2 separate regions of the Homo sapiens genome follow, and region 2 is linked to region 1. The links are chromatin loops, found by intact Hi-C in ENCODE. Cell type or tissue: heart right ventricle. All regions are shown on one strand. Links, peaks and the distances in the headings refer to the core of each region. The heading gives the core; the rest is flanking DNA.

Evidence for each region. Peaks named below come from ENCODE experiments on the same cell type or tissue, not always from the same donor. Only the 100,000 strongest peaks of a DNase experiment are listed, where the experiment ranks them.
Region 2: a loop joins it to region 1, with 7 times the contacts of the local background. A loop is called at or near these places in 1 of 110 quality-filtered maps.

Annotation. Positions count from the first base shown.
Region 1 is chr5:68,132,938-68,141,101 of GRCh38, forward strand. No RefSeq gene overlaps it. Among named protein-coding and RNA genes, the nearest start is that of LINC02219, 53 kb to the right of the region's middle. In heart right ventricle, for the core only: no CTCF peak of the experiment used is centred there; no DNase peak of the experiment used is centred there; H3K27ac peaks cover 1,308 bases.
Region 2 is chr5:68,369,337-68,377,500 of GRCh38, forward strand. No RefSeq gene overlaps it. Among named protein-coding and RNA genes, the nearest start is that of PIK3R1, 160 kb to the left of the region's middle. In heart right ventricle, for the core only: no CTCF peak of the experiment used is centred there; no DNase peak of the experiment used is centred there.

The DNA.
Region 1 (8,164 bases), core at 3,240-5,739:
GTTTATTTATTTTGAGACAGAGTCTCGCTCTGTCACCCAGACTGGAGTGCAGTGGCACAGTCTTGGCTCACTGCAACCTCCACCTCCCAGGCTCAAGTGATTCCCCTGCCTCAGCCTCCCCAGTAACTGGCATTACAGGCATGCACCACCACACCCAGCTAATTTTTGTATTTTTAGTAGAGACGAGGTTTCACCATGTTGGCCAGGCTGGTCTCAAACTCCTGACCTCAAGTGATCTGCTGGACTCAGCCTCCCAAAGTACTAGGATTACAGGGGTGAGCCACCGTGCCCGGCCCCAATGTCTTTTTCAAAATTAATGTTCTATTATTGTCTTATTTTGTTACAAATGGGGATATACTCATCAGAAAACACAGACAGCAAAAATAAATTTCTTAACATCCATAATCCTATACACCCAAAGATATCCAATGTAAACTCTTTGTTGTATAGAGTTTGTTTTTCTTATAAAGATCTAGACAGATGTGTATAGACCTAGATCTACATAATAGATTATAGCTATAGATATAGATGTATTTACAGATATAATTACATTTATAAATATAGACGTAGCTATGTTTATAGATACAGATATCTGTATATTTGCAGGGCTAACTCATGCAGCAGCAGAGGGTGCTGAGAGTAAAGGCACTTTATTCGGTGGATGGGGCATATTTTGACTCATAATCTGCCTTTTTCATTCAAATTAAGACACACTTTGTTTAATCCTAAATTCTTTCTAGATTCTTGGTTGTTCCCCACCACCCCCAGTCCAGCTTTGCCCTCCCCAACTAGAGTCCATCCTTAGCTGTGGCCTCTCCAGTGAACCCAGCTCTGCTGTGGGTAACCCAGTCCAGGGAGTCCTCAGATTTTCCTACCACAGAGAACTGGCTGCTCCTGTTATGTCTGGGATGAAGGGAACAAGGCCTGCTAATTTCAAGCCAGTACATTCAACCAGCAGCTCTGGTTTCCTCTTACCCTCTCATACACTGCATGATCCTTGAATGTGTTTTCCAATGGCAAAGATTCTTTCCAAAATAAGGCTGAGTGGAGTCTTAGATGTAAAGACAGAAATACTAACAATACACTAAACATTGAGTGTTATCTATAAAGCTGAGGGCTTTATAATTAACCCTTAAAGCAACTTCTTAAGGCAAATATTGCTATTATCCCCAGTTTACAGATAAGAAAACCAAAACTTAAAGAACGATCTGAAGTTTGATTCAAACCCAGGATTGCCTGACTCCCTAACATGAATCACACTACACTGCTTCTGTCTGCGGGAGTGTCTCGCAGGAGATTTCGCAAATGCCCACGACATGGATTCTGTGTTAAACTCCTCTTTCCCAAGGCTTCAGTTCTTTCTGGCTGAGCACGAGCAAGGTCTGCAGCTATGCAGAAGCATCTTGGTGAAGGGAGGCAGGACCCCTGCTGAGCAATCGTGTATCCACCACAAAAGTGCTGGTGGCGCCAGCTTAGTAAACTTAGAGTTACATCTTTCTCCCTGAGATGGTTCAGAAGTTTGGCTTAGTGATCATCATTTGAATGACAGAAATTCTGTGTACCTGATGGCTTGGGTAATCATCTTCAGAGTGCTGAATGCCAGGCTTGGCACTGAGCCGGGTGGGGCTTTACCTAGGCTAGCTTGACTCAGGGTGCTTTTTCCCCAAAGGCCATTCCTCTACGGAAGACTTAGCAAGTATATGAAAAAACCCTGAGTCAGGCCAGTTTGTATATATAATCTAATATTGTCAAAATAAATTGATTTGGAATGAAGAGCTTCCTGTTTCTGCAGATCATTTTCCTTTGTTGAGGATCATCTGAAGCTCCGTTTTTATTAACTTTTATGAGCACCTTCTCTCCTGTTCTCCTGTCAACAGATTGTTGATATTGGCCCTGATTGTTCCATGTATGGGTAAATGTGAACCTTGTTCTCTTAAATCCTAGTTTGATAAGAACTAACAGGAAACCGAAAAAAGAAATTAAATAAAAAGTGTAAGTCCTGGGTACGTTAGCAATGCAGAATCCAAAATAGAATATGGAATAAGGTAGTCAAGAAATTAGCACATTTGTATCTCATCATACAAATCTTACCACTTGCCCCCAGATTTTTAAATAATGAGCCCATGAAGGAGCGCCTAGATTTAACAGTGAGATCCAATTATAAGGGTAGATATTAGGAAATAGTTACCCAAGCAATGACCTTAAAGGGAGAGGATGCAGAAGCATGGATTCCAGCTGACACGTGGAAACCTCCCTTTTCCTCATGAAAACTGCTTCAGCAACCCAGAAGAATAAACTTTATTCAGGGAAGGAACACCTTTTCTACTGCAGCTGAAGGTGTGGAGGTAGGGATAGTGAGAAGGCAGATATTTCATAAGAAGGAATCCTTGGGTTTCGGGGATATCATACATGACGGCTTTAATTTTTTCTATGAAATAAGGTGCAGAGGAGATGGGGAGGGTAGCTTGAAGAGAGTAGTGAAAGTCTGGCCCCGGTAGAGAAGGAGAGGGGATCTGAAAAAGGCAATTTTTTAAAGGACACAGAGCACTCTGAGGACCAGTCTGGGTTTGGAGACCCTGAATGTACAGGGGCAGCAATAAGTAGTGGAGTGACATACCAAAGTAAGAGACAGCAGAGAATCAGGATGATCCACTTGTGGAAATTGGAGAGACAGGTGCAGCAGAAAGACAGTGGTTCAAGAGACACAGCCCATATTTAGTTTGGATAAGGAAGGAAACAAGCCACAGGTGAGGATATTCAATGGGAAGGGAAAGGAGCATTTAAAGGGCTGGTGTATTGAAATAGAATGAGGTTGAATAACAAACACTGGGGTCATGAGAGGCAGAGAACAGAAAGGATAGAAAGTTGGTTAACAATTGATAAAGGAGAGCTTAAGATATTAGAGGAGGTGGAGCTCCTCTTGGTAAGACCAAGGTTGGATCTATCAAGGAGAATGGGTAACTGAGGCAGAGAGAACATAAACTGTTGAAGATGCCAGAATCTTGAGGCTAGTTTGTTGAAAAAGTGGACCAGCAGGATTTGAAGACACCTATAATGATGACAATGCTTTCTTTTTTCTTGTAATATTGTATCATTATTTTATGGCATGCCTTCTTGTTATAAGCCATTTCCAAAACTTGTGGAGCAAGGAAGAAAACAAATAAAATAGGAAGAGAGCCAGCGAGATCAACAAAATATGAAAGTCATCACTGGATATAGGAAGTGCCCAAAACTATGTGAATTAGGTAGTTGAGGGATCTTAATTTCTTAATATTTTGGGGATTTAAAAATCTGCTCTTCCGGGCTATGGATTCATTGAAGGGAGATCTATGACTTATCATCTGTGCATCCTATTATGGTTCTGAGCACAGCTGCCTACACAAAGCTATTGTTCAGTAAAACTTCGTTCATGGAATTAAGTTTGCAAATGGTTCTAATGCATCCTTAGATGTTCATATACTTTATTTATTTATTTATTTTTTTGAGACAGAGTCCTGCTCTATCATCCAGGCTGGAGTGCAATGGCACGATCTCAGTTCACTGCAACATCTGCCTCTCAAGCTCAAGTGATTCTCCCACCTCAACCTCCTGAGTAGCTGGGACAAAAAGCATGAGCCACCACACCTAGCTCATTTTTGTATTGTTGTAGAGACATGATCTCCCTATGTTGCCCAGGCTGGTCTTGAACTCCTGGGTTCAAGCAATCCACCAGCCTCAGCCTCCCAAAGTGCTGGGATTACAAGCATGAGCCACCAGGCCCAGCCGTGCTGTTTTGATAAGTACTTATATTAATGCTCAAGCGTTCACATAATGATTTCTACATGTGCAGCTTTAGCCCACTTGCATATTTGGAGGGTTCCGGATGGTAAAGAGAGCAGGTGTGGATGCTGCTGAAGACAGATAAGATCTCCTATAGCTTCTAGACTCCCCCCACCCCTCCAGTACAGGGCTCAGAACTTAATAAATGCCAATGAGTCCAAGATTAGAAAGATGACTCCCCACCTTGCACAGATTCTGCTTCTAACTAACTAGACATTGGGAAGCAATGACGATCAGTATTAACAGGAGCACAGACTCTTCTAAGCATCTTCAGTACTGCTCACAGAGTCAAGCTCAGACAATGCTTTTTTTGTTTGTTTTAAGATTAACCTACCATGGTCCTGGCGTAGTGGCTCAAGCCTGTAATCCCAACACTTTGGGAGGCCAAGGCAGGTGGATCACTTGAGCTCAGGAGCTCGAGACCAGCCTGGACAACATGGTGAAACCCTGTCTCTACAAAAAAATATAAAAATTAGCCGGGTATTGTGGCACATGCCTGTGGTCCTAGCTGCTCAGGAGGCTGAGGTGGAAGGATCCCTTGAACCCGGGAAGTGAAGACAGTGCAGTGAACTGTGATCATGCCACTGCACTCCAGCCTGGGCAACACTGAGATCTTGTCTCAAAAAAAAAAATAAAAAGATTGATTAATCTACTGTGTATCTTTTTCTTATGAGAGGAGATACTTGAATTATTTTATAAGTAAATAAATAAATTCACAGTTGGGAGGTATTTACCATATTGTAGGATAATGTGTTCCAAATGTTGGTGATTTCAAGCCCAGTAATGTGGTTTTGATACCATTCCACTGACTTTCTGTTCCTAACCAATCTGTGAAATTGTTGGTGTGTCAGGAATGCTTCAAGTCAGTGAAGGGACATTATGACAAAAAGGCAAAATTCTTATAAACACTGGAGGGACAGTCTTGAACTGGGCTGGGCCTGGCCAGGCAACCTTCCTCTTCATGAGCACTATGTTTAGAAGCAGGAGAATTGGAGTAGCAGGGTAGAAGCAAGGCCTCAAGCTGTACATCAGGATCTATAGTATGTCAATACATATTTTTTGGTGACCATCTGGGGATTAAATTAACATATTTAAAGTTCAAAAGGGAAGAGAAATTCATTACCAGAAAGGGAGAGGTCATTTTTTTCCTGGATCACTCCCAAACATAAAATTGTGAACAGGATTTGTTGCAGTAAAAACCCAAAGGGATTGGTATTTTCCTTCAACAAAGCCAGCAGATGTTTTCATTCTTTTTAGAGCCAGCTCTCGGTTAATCAGCACTTGGTTGTTTGGTTTTCAGTTATTTAGTTTTGCTTCTCTTTTTCACGCCCTCAAGCCTGAAAATAACCTCTCTCTAGTCAGTATTTGAAAGATTCTACTGTTTGTTAGAATATCTACTACCAATTGGACAGAGCAAAATGACAAATGAAAAGCAAATAAGGTTTACTTTCCTATTTAACAGCATTTTGGCCTCCTTCATTCACACCTTCTCATTTTTCCTCTTTACCATCATATTCTCCCACCATCTCCTTCATGCCAGCATGTGGACAGGTCCTCGGAGTCTTACTGCCCTCCTGTCCTCTCCCCAACACACATAGCCTTCCCAGGAGAGCTCACAAGCACTTCCTCCTCAGGTAGCATGACATGGGATAATTAGAAATTCAGGGCAGGTCAAAGAATTTCAAAATGCTGAATAACACTGCAGTGAATAACCACTGGAGACCTAATTTACGGAAGTAACTTTCTGTTTTTCAATTTAAAGATTTTTTTTTTAATTTAGCAACAAACATAAGATTGCCATTTGGTTGTAGTATCAGATCAAAAACTCAGAGTGCCAAGGTCATTGGCCCCTGGATGCACACATCTTATAATCTATGGCTGCCATATAAGACAGAAGAAAGAAATGTGCGCTGTGCCTGCTGAACCCTTTTATATCACTATTTTATTTAATTTTCTCAACAATATGCTTGGATCATCTCATGAGCTCTATTATACAGATGAAAAACTAAAATTTGAAGAGATTAAGTAGTCCAAGTTCATGCAGCTGGTAAGTGTCATCAGCTACCATTTAAGCTCAGGTCTGTCTGGCATCAAAGTTTGTACCATACCTTTACCTCCTAATTCAAGAGAGGACATACAACAATTTTCATTATAGTCCACCCTGATTTATTTGCAAGTATATTATCCTTTTTTCAGTGACTATGGATCTTAGGGGCCATCCAGTTTATAAGCTCTTAAAGTGATGATATCAGTGGTATCAGTTTTAAAAGGAAACTTGGAAAAAATACAGAAAAGTGAAATGTGTATGGGTGTTATATTAGTCAGGGTTCTCTAGAGGGACAGAACTAATAGGATAGACATACATATAAAGGGGAGTTTATTAAGGAGTATTGACTCACACAATCACAAGTAAGGTGCCACAATAGGCCATCTGCAAGCTAAGGAGTAAGGAAGCCAGTCTGAGTCCCAAAACCTCAAAAGTAGGGAAGCCGACAGTGCAGCCTTCAGTCTGTGGTCGAAGTTTCGAGTCCCAAAGCTGAAGAACTTGGAGTCCAATGTTTGAGGGCAGGAGGGATCCAGCACAGGAGAAAGATGGAGGCCAGAAGACTCAGCCAGTGTAGTCTTTCCATGTTCTTCTGCCTGCTTTTATTCTGGCCTGGCTGGCAGCTGATTAGATTGTGCCCACCCAGAGTGAGGGTGAGTCTGCCTTTCCCAGTCCACTAACTCAAATGTTAATCTCCTTTGGCAACACCCTCACAGACACACCCAGGAACAATACTTCGCATCCTGCAATCCAATCAAGTTGACACTTAATATTAACCATCACAGGTGTGTTTATGTTTGACTATTTGAGCTAATGTGAATATTGCCTGACATCCAGAAGTGAAAAAGCACTGGGGTTTTGTGGGGGTTTTTTTGTATTTTTTTTGTTTGTTTAGTTTTTTGTTTGCTGGCCTGAAGCATGGATAATTAGGAGCAGAATTTATGACTGAGCCCAGGGTCACAGATGTTGAGGGTAATAACTATAATGATATCATGGAAAGTTAGAGATGAAAGGGATGTTAAAAACCAACTAGTTAACCCTATCATTTTGCAAATGGGAAACAGAGGACTAGACGTGTTGTGACTTGTGATGTCTGTCAGAACACCTTCTGAGTAATTAAGGGTTGAACTGAATCAGGAGGTTGAAGACAAGATCAATTCAATGAACTGCCCACGACTACAAGGCTAAGCCATGCTCACTCAGCCTGGACCAGGTCTCCTTGTATTCTTGGTCATTTATTCCTTCATTTAGCAGTTTGCTTGCTTAAGATACCAGTGGTTGGGAGCATATGCTGCTTATCAGGCACTCTGATAAACAAGTTTATTTGGATTATCTCACTTAATCATCACCACAACTCAGTGAAGCAAGCAACATTATTATTCTAATTTAACATGGGAGGACATTGATTCTTAGAAGGATTAGGTAACTTGACCAAGGTCAAAATTAAATAGCAGAGTCAGCAGTAAACCCAGGTGCATCGACCCTATCCAGAGCTCTGAATTCTTGCAGTATTTCATAAAGAGATGGAGGGTAAGCTATTATCACATAAATTTTTTTCCTGAAGAATTGAGATCTTCAACAATATTCAAACAATACTGTTAAAATATTGTTTTAACAATATTAAAACAATGTCAGCAGTCTCCCCCGTAGCCCACAGAAAGTGGGAAAACCGCAGCCAGATTCAGGTTCTCACAGCCCTCCACTCTGAGCTCTTCCCTCATGCCTTGGGCTACAGGTCCACATTTTTTATATCAAGATCTTAAATGCCTCACCCAGGCAAAGTAGCTTCCATGGACAGCCTCCGCTTTCACCCCTAAGACAATCTGAAATCATCCCCAGCTGATAATGATAAGTCCTTCCAAAAGGTCCAACCTCACCACACAACAATGAAAAAAAAATTGATCTTTTACTGAAGACTCTGAAGAAAACCAGAGAATCATCCTCCACAGAGTAGAACTCATCACAATATCATGAAACATTTTGATTCTTTCCTGACGGATTTCTCCTGCTTCTAGCTGATTCTTCTATTTTTTTCCCTTGCATATGTCTACCAACCTTTTCTAGTGGAGCAGTTCAACTCTGGCCTTGCCCAAAACCCCTTCAACTCCCCCACCAGCAACATGAAAGCCTAGTGGTTAGCTAAACAGTACTAAGCCTGTCTCCAGAGATTCAGTTCCTGTCACTACAAAAGCCTTACCTGGTCAACCCTTAAATCCACTGTTGTTGCACCAACAACCACTCTACATGTCTCACCCCTTTTCTAACCTCCTTTCTCTCTTCATGTTCTCCTCAAGGAAGAGG
Region 2 (8,164 bases), core at 1,981-4,480, 240 kb after region 1:
TAAAAGTCTTCTCTACCAGGAAAATGAAAGGAAAGCTGACCTCATAAAGTTGTTAAGACAAGGGTTTATTGCTGTTGTTTGTTTGTTTTATCACTGTTAAGGTCTCCTATCTTTAAAAAATCAATTTTTTGTAATTTTTTAAATGTCTGATTATGGTAAAAAAGACACACACATAGCAAAAGGTACTGTCTTCCCTATTTTTAAGTGTACAGTTCAGTACTGTTAAAGACAATCACATTGTTGAACATCCCATTTTTAGAACATCCCATTTTTAGAACTTTTTTATTTTTCAAAACTGAAACTACATATACGTTAAACAACTCCCCACTTTCCCCTCCCCCCAGTCCCTGTCAACCACCATTCTACTTTCTGTTTCTACGAATTGGACTATTCTAGGTACCTCGTATAAGTAGACTCATACAGTATTTGTCTTTTGGCGACTGGCTTCTTTCATTTAGCGTAATGTTTTCAAGGCTTATCCGTGTTGTAACATTTGTCAGAATTTCCTTCCTTTTTAAAGCTTGATAATATTCCATTGTATGCACATTCTGCATTTGGTTTATCCATTCATCTGTTGATGAATGAGTGCCTTTTGCCTCTTGTCTACTGTACATAATGCTGCTGTGAACATGGGAACATGGGAGTGCAGATGTCTTCTCAAGATCCTGCTTTTAATTCTTCTGGGTGTATAAAATGTGGGATCGCTGGATCACATACTTCTCTTTGAATTCTTTGAGGAGCCCCCACAATGTTTCCAAAGTGGCTACACCATTTTTCATTTAGGGCTCCCTTCTTTTTAAAGGAGGAGTTCATAACTTCTGATATCAGTCAGGGCTGAGCGGACTCTCTGAGCTTCTGAACCCCCTTTGCCTCCAGAGCTGGTCAAGGCTCATCTTTCCATTGGTCCTCAGTGGAGAAAGAGGCAGCTGTCCTCACATACGGACACCGTTAATGGACAAGGTAATAATCTTGCAGAGTAATTGCACCATAATGTGAGGTCCAAGCATAGAATGAACTCACCTACCCAGCAGCATTTCTCTTGCTTGATTGCCAGCTGATATCTGTTTCTGCCAGAGAAGTCTGTCCCTGTGTCTGGGAACCCTGCTCCATTTGAGAGCTTGCTTCAGCTATGTCATGCCCTTAGCACTGATGATATCATGACCCTTGATTTCCAGTAGGATCTCATTAAATTTCCTTTTTGCTGACCCTCCAAGGCTGACCCCTACCTATCTCTACTACTGCCACAGCATCTGTGATGACATTAATGTCCCTGGAGGGAGATTCCTCTTCGCCTTAGAAATGCCATTTTAGAAACCCTTGAGTTATGCCCTGGGAAGGAGGAAGGAGCTCTGCCATCAGGATGAATTAGGCCTTCTTTACCTGGGGGGAGGGGAGGCAAACGAATTAAAAGCTAGAGAAACATGAGATATCTTTCCCCAACAAATGCCAAAAGGCTGAGAATCTCATAATGTTAGACATCTTTTAGAATGGGATACTTTATAGGACAATTCAGGGTTTGGGGCCTTTCAAAAATGGCACATTTGCCCATGTAATCTGATCAATGCAAGAGGAAATAGCAGACCTGGAGGTTATGCTGAATTGCCAGAGAATTTTGTACCTGGGACGCTCAAAGACATCTCAGTCTGGCCCACCTTTCTGACAAGTCAGACCTGACAGTTTCCAAGACAGCTCATCCTTCAGTTGAGGCCTCGTAAAACCAGGTTAGAAACTGACCCACTCACACAATCTTTTAGAACCCACAGCAGCAAGTTTGAAATAGGCAAATTGTTATGCTTTTCCTGATCCTGGGGGCTCTGTATACACTGTATCTCACAAAGACTAAAAATCCCTAGCATGTGGCTTTCTGCTCAGGGAGGGTGTAGGTCCTAACATGAGTATGAGGTGGGGATGTGTATCCACCAGTCCTGCCTCAGTTTCAGTTCCCAAGTGCCTCTGACAGGGCGAGCATCTTCCTATAGCAAATGTGCTTTTCACATTTAAAGACATGTATTTTTTATTTAACCTGGTCCCTGAAATGCACTGAGGAAAGAGCCATTGGTTCCAGTACTGGAAGAAAAGCTGTTTGTGCAGGATTTTTCAGAAAGCATGTGTCAGTCTCCAGCATGGAGCCCTCTTAAGGGGATGTAAGCATAAATTTCATGTGACTTCTGCCTGCTGATTGGATTGGACTTTAGAACGGATGCTTCATGTTAGTTTCAACTGCTGAAATCAGCTGTGCGACTCTCATTGTTATTTGGTTGTCCTGAAGCTCAGTTTTCTAATCTATGTATGGAGAATTGCACCAGGTGATCTCAGATATTCCTTTAAAATTCTGTGAATCCACTTGAGTAGGAGATGGAGGAGCTATAGGCAATATCATTGCAAGAGCACTGCTGAAGAGCTTCTGCCCTTTCTTTCTTTTATCCCCTCCTTGCATATGCCTTCTAGATAAGCAAAAGGGAGAGTCCTCAATGAGAATACACACTAAATAGCTTTAAATATGGGGTCAAGGGGTCTTCCAGCATCTGCAGAGTCTCGTTGTTAGATGATTCATTGTTCCTTCTGTTAGAAAAAGTCTTCTTGACATTCATCCCGACTTGCCCCCCATCCCCTTCACCTCTTCATCTAAATCCTCTCCACAAAGACTCTGTGGAACTAACCTACTTGCTTAGTGTGCATCTTGGTGTGGTGTTTTGGTACACTGCATGTGTGTTTGTGCACATATTAGTACCTTCATATTGCATCCCTGCTTTGTTATGAAGTCGATATCAACACCCTGGTGTGTTCTACAACGCCAAAAAGACCAGTGTTGTGAGTGAGGCCAATGTAATTTGGTGAACTATGATTTATGCAAACTATTTACAGGTTAAATGGGAGAATGAAGGAAATGGTTAGCAAAGACAAATTGTCAGTGCACACATTCTTCCTTTTTTGATTGACTCATAATAAGCCATGCATTTATTGCAAAAGAATGTTCATTTTCTCCATAGTAGGAAAATTTCTTCTCAACTTTCTCTTTCTCTTTTTTCTTTCTCCTTGTTCCTCTTCCTATTTTCAGATCAGGCTTTGGCTCAAAGCTAGTCTCAGCCCCACTACCTAGTAGCCATGTAACCCTGGGCAAGTTTCTTAACCCTTCTACTCCTCCTTTTCTTTTGTTTGTTTGTTTGTTTGAGAGAGGCTGGAGTCACCCAGGCTGGAGTGTAGTGGTGACATCTCGGCTCACTGCAACCTCCACCTCCCGGATTCAAGCAATTCTTCTGCCTCAGTCTACCAAGTAGCTGGGATTACAGGCACCTGCCACCACACCTGGCTAATTTTTGTATTTTTAGTAGAGACAGGGTTTCCCCATGTTGCCCAGGCTGATCTTGAACTCCTGGCCTCAAGTGATCTGCCCACCTCAGCCTCTCAGAATGCTGGGATTACAGGTGTGAGCCACTGTGCCTAGACGACTCCTCCTTTTCTATCTACAGAGGCAGAATAATGGTACCTCCAAATATGTCACATTTGGAGACTAAATATGTGAGGCGACATGGCCAGGGGAAATTAAGAGTGCAGATGAAATTAAGGTTGCTAAGCCGCCGGCCTTGAGGTGCAGAATTATCCAAATTATTAATGTGGATCTGACTGTAACCAAACAATGTAGGTCCCGATGCTTGCCACTTGCAGAGTCCAATTAACAAGAGTGAAGTCCGGTAGGAAGAAAGTGAATTTATTAACCAAAACTAGTAAAGAAGAAGCAGCTGGATTCCTATCCAAAGTAACTGCTTTGATTTTGGGGGGAAGGCAAGGGTTTAAAATGGGAAAACTTGATAAGGAAGGCATTCAAGCATTGGGCTGAGTACAATGTCTGTGTGTCTTGTTCTGGTGGCTGTCTTGGGTCTCAGTCCACCTGGGACCTGGGACCTGAGACCTCAGGCTGACGTCATCACAACAATGGCCAGGTTGTTAATGAGCCACCTGGAAGTAATCTCTGGAACTTTGCAGCTGGGTCTCCAGACTTGGTCTCCCTGTTTCAAGATTAAGCCCCTGGAACTTCCAAGAAGACACACAATTAGATACTAGCATACAGTGCGATAAAAGTGAAGGGAATATATAAGGTGAGAAAAGCATGGAATCTATTTTAAGGCTAAGGAAAAAGGCTTCTGCCAGTTGCCTCAATATTATATCTTGAAACCCAAGTGAAAGGAAACAAAAAGTTTAAAATGCATTTTGAATTAAGCTGCCCAGTTATACAATGTAATCACCCCCGTTCTTGCAAGTGGAAGAGGGAAGCAGAAAAGGTCAGAGTGATGTGATGTGAGGAAAATTCGGCCAGCTTTTGCTTGCTTTGAAGATTTGAGAAAGGGGCCACAAGCCAAAGAATGTGAGTGGCGTTGGCCAGGCACGGTGGCTCATGTCTTTAATCCCAGCACTCTGGGAGGCCAAGGTGGGTGGATCATCTGAGGTCAGGAGTTCAAGACCAGCTTGGCCAACATGGCAAAACCCTGTCTCTACTAAAAATACAAAAATTACAAAAAAATACTAAAAATACAGTGTGGTGGTACATGCTTGTAGTCCCAGCTATTCAGGAGGCTGAGGCATGAGAATCACTGGAACCTGGGAGGCAGAGGTTGCAGTGAGCCAAGATTGTGCCACTGCATTCTAGCCTGGGTGACAGAATGAGAATCAGTCTCAAAAAAAAAAAAAAAAAAAAAAAGAAAAGAAAGAAAAAAGAAAAAAAAGAATGTGAGTGGCCTTTACAAGCTGGAAAAGGTGAGAAAATTCTTCCCTGTACCCTCCAGAAAGGAATGCAGCCCTTCTGATGCTATGATTTTAGTCCATTGTAGCCAGTGTCAGACTTCCACAGAATCATAAGATAATAAATTTGGTTTGTTTTAAGCCATTAAGTTTGTAGTAATTTGTTACAGCAGCAATATAAAACTAATACAGTATCTATAAAATCCAGTCAATAATAGTAACGTAGAATGATCACTAAGACAATGCAAGTAACATACATTACTTAATACTTATCAAATACTCAGTATATAGATGCTATTATTTTCAGTCCTCCTCCCAACTTTCCATACCTTCTTCCTTCAAAGTCAAGAATGATGGTACATTGGTGGCCCCACTGCAAATCCTTCTATGAATGAGCCTGCCAGCAGTAACTCTCCCAGAGCCAGTTGACAGCAGGAGAAATAACAATCCTTTCAAATCCATTTGGCCAGGGCTGAATGTCTGGCAGTTTTCTAAAGGGATTTTCATTTTTAAATTAAAGTGATAGATCTACCTGTCTGTATCTTTATGACTGTGGAAGCAAGCTTCTGGCCAAAGAACCAACTTTGCTTTTTCTATGTATTCATTTCTATTTTAATTTGTATATTACAGAACAAGCCATGGGTATCTCAGCTTTAAAGCAATGCCTTGTCTTTAAAACTACATGGGGAGAACAACAGCTCATATCATGGACAAGTTTAATGAAAAGAGATGGAATTTCCAGGAGGGTAGAAAATAGATCCAACAGTTTCTGGGAAACTTCTCTCTTGGCTCTGAGCCTAACCACCAGGCTCAATACCCACTCCCCCTCTTTTTGCAGTTACCCCAATATTACAAGAAATTGCCCAATTCTAAGGACTTTCAAAACTTTAATGCCCAGTCTAGTTCCATGTGCCTTAGGTTTAAAAAAACAAAAGGACAAATCCTTAGAAGAATAACTTGTCTCCCATGAGTAATACAAAAAAAATTGATGTAACATTTATGGTTAAGACTATGTGCATAAAAGTCAGAAAAGCTTTATTTATGTCCTGCACAGCTGTTGTAAGGTACTTGTCTCTCTCTGGTTATTTGGAGATTATCATATAGGCAGTTAACCTTAATGCTATGCTAGCACTCACTTGGGTGCCTCTAATGCCAATTATACCTCACCATTTGCATTTGTTGTCTCTGGCACAGATGATAAAAAGAGAAAGAGAAGTATTGTTGATTGTACATTCAAATTAACACAGCATTCACAGGGACTTGGGTGTGGTGGCAGATGCAAATCAAAAAGTCTGGTTCTTGATGGGTTGGGGATAGAAGTGGAGAGCTGCAGGCTAATCTACGTGGGGGATTTCTTTTTTCTTTTTGGATGGGTCAAATGTTTCAATTCCTTTCATGCTACTGATACATGCAGGTGCATGTTCATGCAAGAGCAGCATTTCAGAGACAGGTGTGATGATTTTTACATTTTATTCCTGGTTTTTTTTTTTTTCAATAAGGAGAAGCAATAAAAAAAGTCTCTCAAGATCATTTGCTTCTTTCCCCCATCAGCAGCCTATTTAGAGGGCTGTCAGAGTCACAAGGGACTCCTCATCTCTAGTCCCAGTCCATGCAATCCTTATTTGCATTTGCACACCGTGTTCCATATCTGGGACCCATAGAGAAGGCAGGAGGGAGCCAACTAGGACGAGTCAGGGAAGTAGATAGCAAAAGTGAGGAAAGACTTTGGAAATGAGCCATACCTGGAAGGTGTATGGGAATGGGATGCAATTGTATAGAAAGAGAAGAGCTTTTGTGATGAGGGCCTAATTATAAACTGGAGGGAGAAGAGGGTGTTTAGCGTGTATTGTCTGAGGGGCAGAGCACATTCATGCTCACTCTGTCCTCCAGGAGACCTAGCCAGAAGAAAAGGACTTCCATGGCAGGAGAATGGGTGGAGTTGAGACATAAAGACTTTCCTGACCATAAGGATTGAGAAAGATTGCTTCAATTCTTTTTCCAGACCATTAATATACTGTGTATTTTAGATGAGCAGTTTTCTTTCCATTCTGTCAGAACGCATTTCAAACTAGATATAGGCAATGAATTGGTCTCTCAATAACCCTTCCAAACTTTTCAGCCAGAGCATGCATTCTATCATGTTTAACTTTTAAAAAGATTATATACATATATTTCTTAACTAAAGGAAAGTAGAACATTTTACCAACACAACACACTGAAATATTTTATTATCTTCATTTTAAGAAAAGGGAAACCAAAACCTTAAAAACTTAAATATTCTTCCTGCTGTCCCCTACTCCAACATGTAAGCAGAATAAAAAAAAATTTGTGCAGGCATAGAATTTTCTATCATTGACTCTAGATTTGAGCTCTGTAAGTGGAGGCAAATATAAAATATAACTTAAATTTTAAAATTACCATACCTAAATCTTTCTTAGTTATAATCACCTCTATATCAAATTATTTTCTTTTGCTAAGAATGAGTAATATTCAAGGCAATCTTACAGCTAACCATTTCCTCTTTTCCAAGACAAATCACAATACCTGAATGGTAAAATCAATATTGTTCATTTCAATCATGTTGCTGATTATGGAGGGATATAAGATAGAGGGATAGGTTCTGAGATGGTGGGAAGGCTGGTAAAACTCGAGGTGTTCAGAAAAATGATGTACCTAGTGTAAGATAATATAAAGGGTTTGTTTTTAAAAGTGGCTGAGCTTCAAAATCAAGTCAGCACTTACTTATTAAGTCCCCATTGTGTATTTTCAGAAAAAAAAAAAAGTATAGCTGCTGCTATTAGAAATCTCAGTCTGTGAAACAACTGAAGGCCAATCCAGGATTCGATTCAGGGGATAGGTTGGAAGAATTGCCTCTTCTTCCTGCTCTGCACTTATAACTACAGTGTTACAACATTATATAGATTTGCCTCCCTGCCATGAAAATCGGAATGCAGTGGCCCTTTGCTTCCAAAACAAATATGAGTTTAGTTTCCCAGCATTTCCCGTCTTTTCCAGGAGCTCGGTTTTGAACAAGATTAAACATGCACACAGCTGAAATCAAGCTGGGTACTATGGAAATGTTGAAAGAGTGGACTTAAATCCTAGCTCCTCAGGACGGTCTAGATTCATTCCACAGCAAATATTCCTCACAGCTGCTGCTCTTCTGGTAAACAGAAGAGAGAAGAAGAAATAAGTTATTATCTGCCTGTTTAAACTGTCCCAAACTGAGAGACTAACACGTAGTACGGGTGACATGCAGCATGAGTTTCTTTTTCTACAGGATTTTGTTTGTTTTGTTTTAGTTTTACCTGACTGGAACTTGCCTTCTGGGGACCTTAAGTTCTAAATGAAGAAAAAATAATTTTATTTATTAAAGATTCAATTTTGCTTCTAAGAGTTTAATCAGAGTCTCTTTCTCCAACTTGAA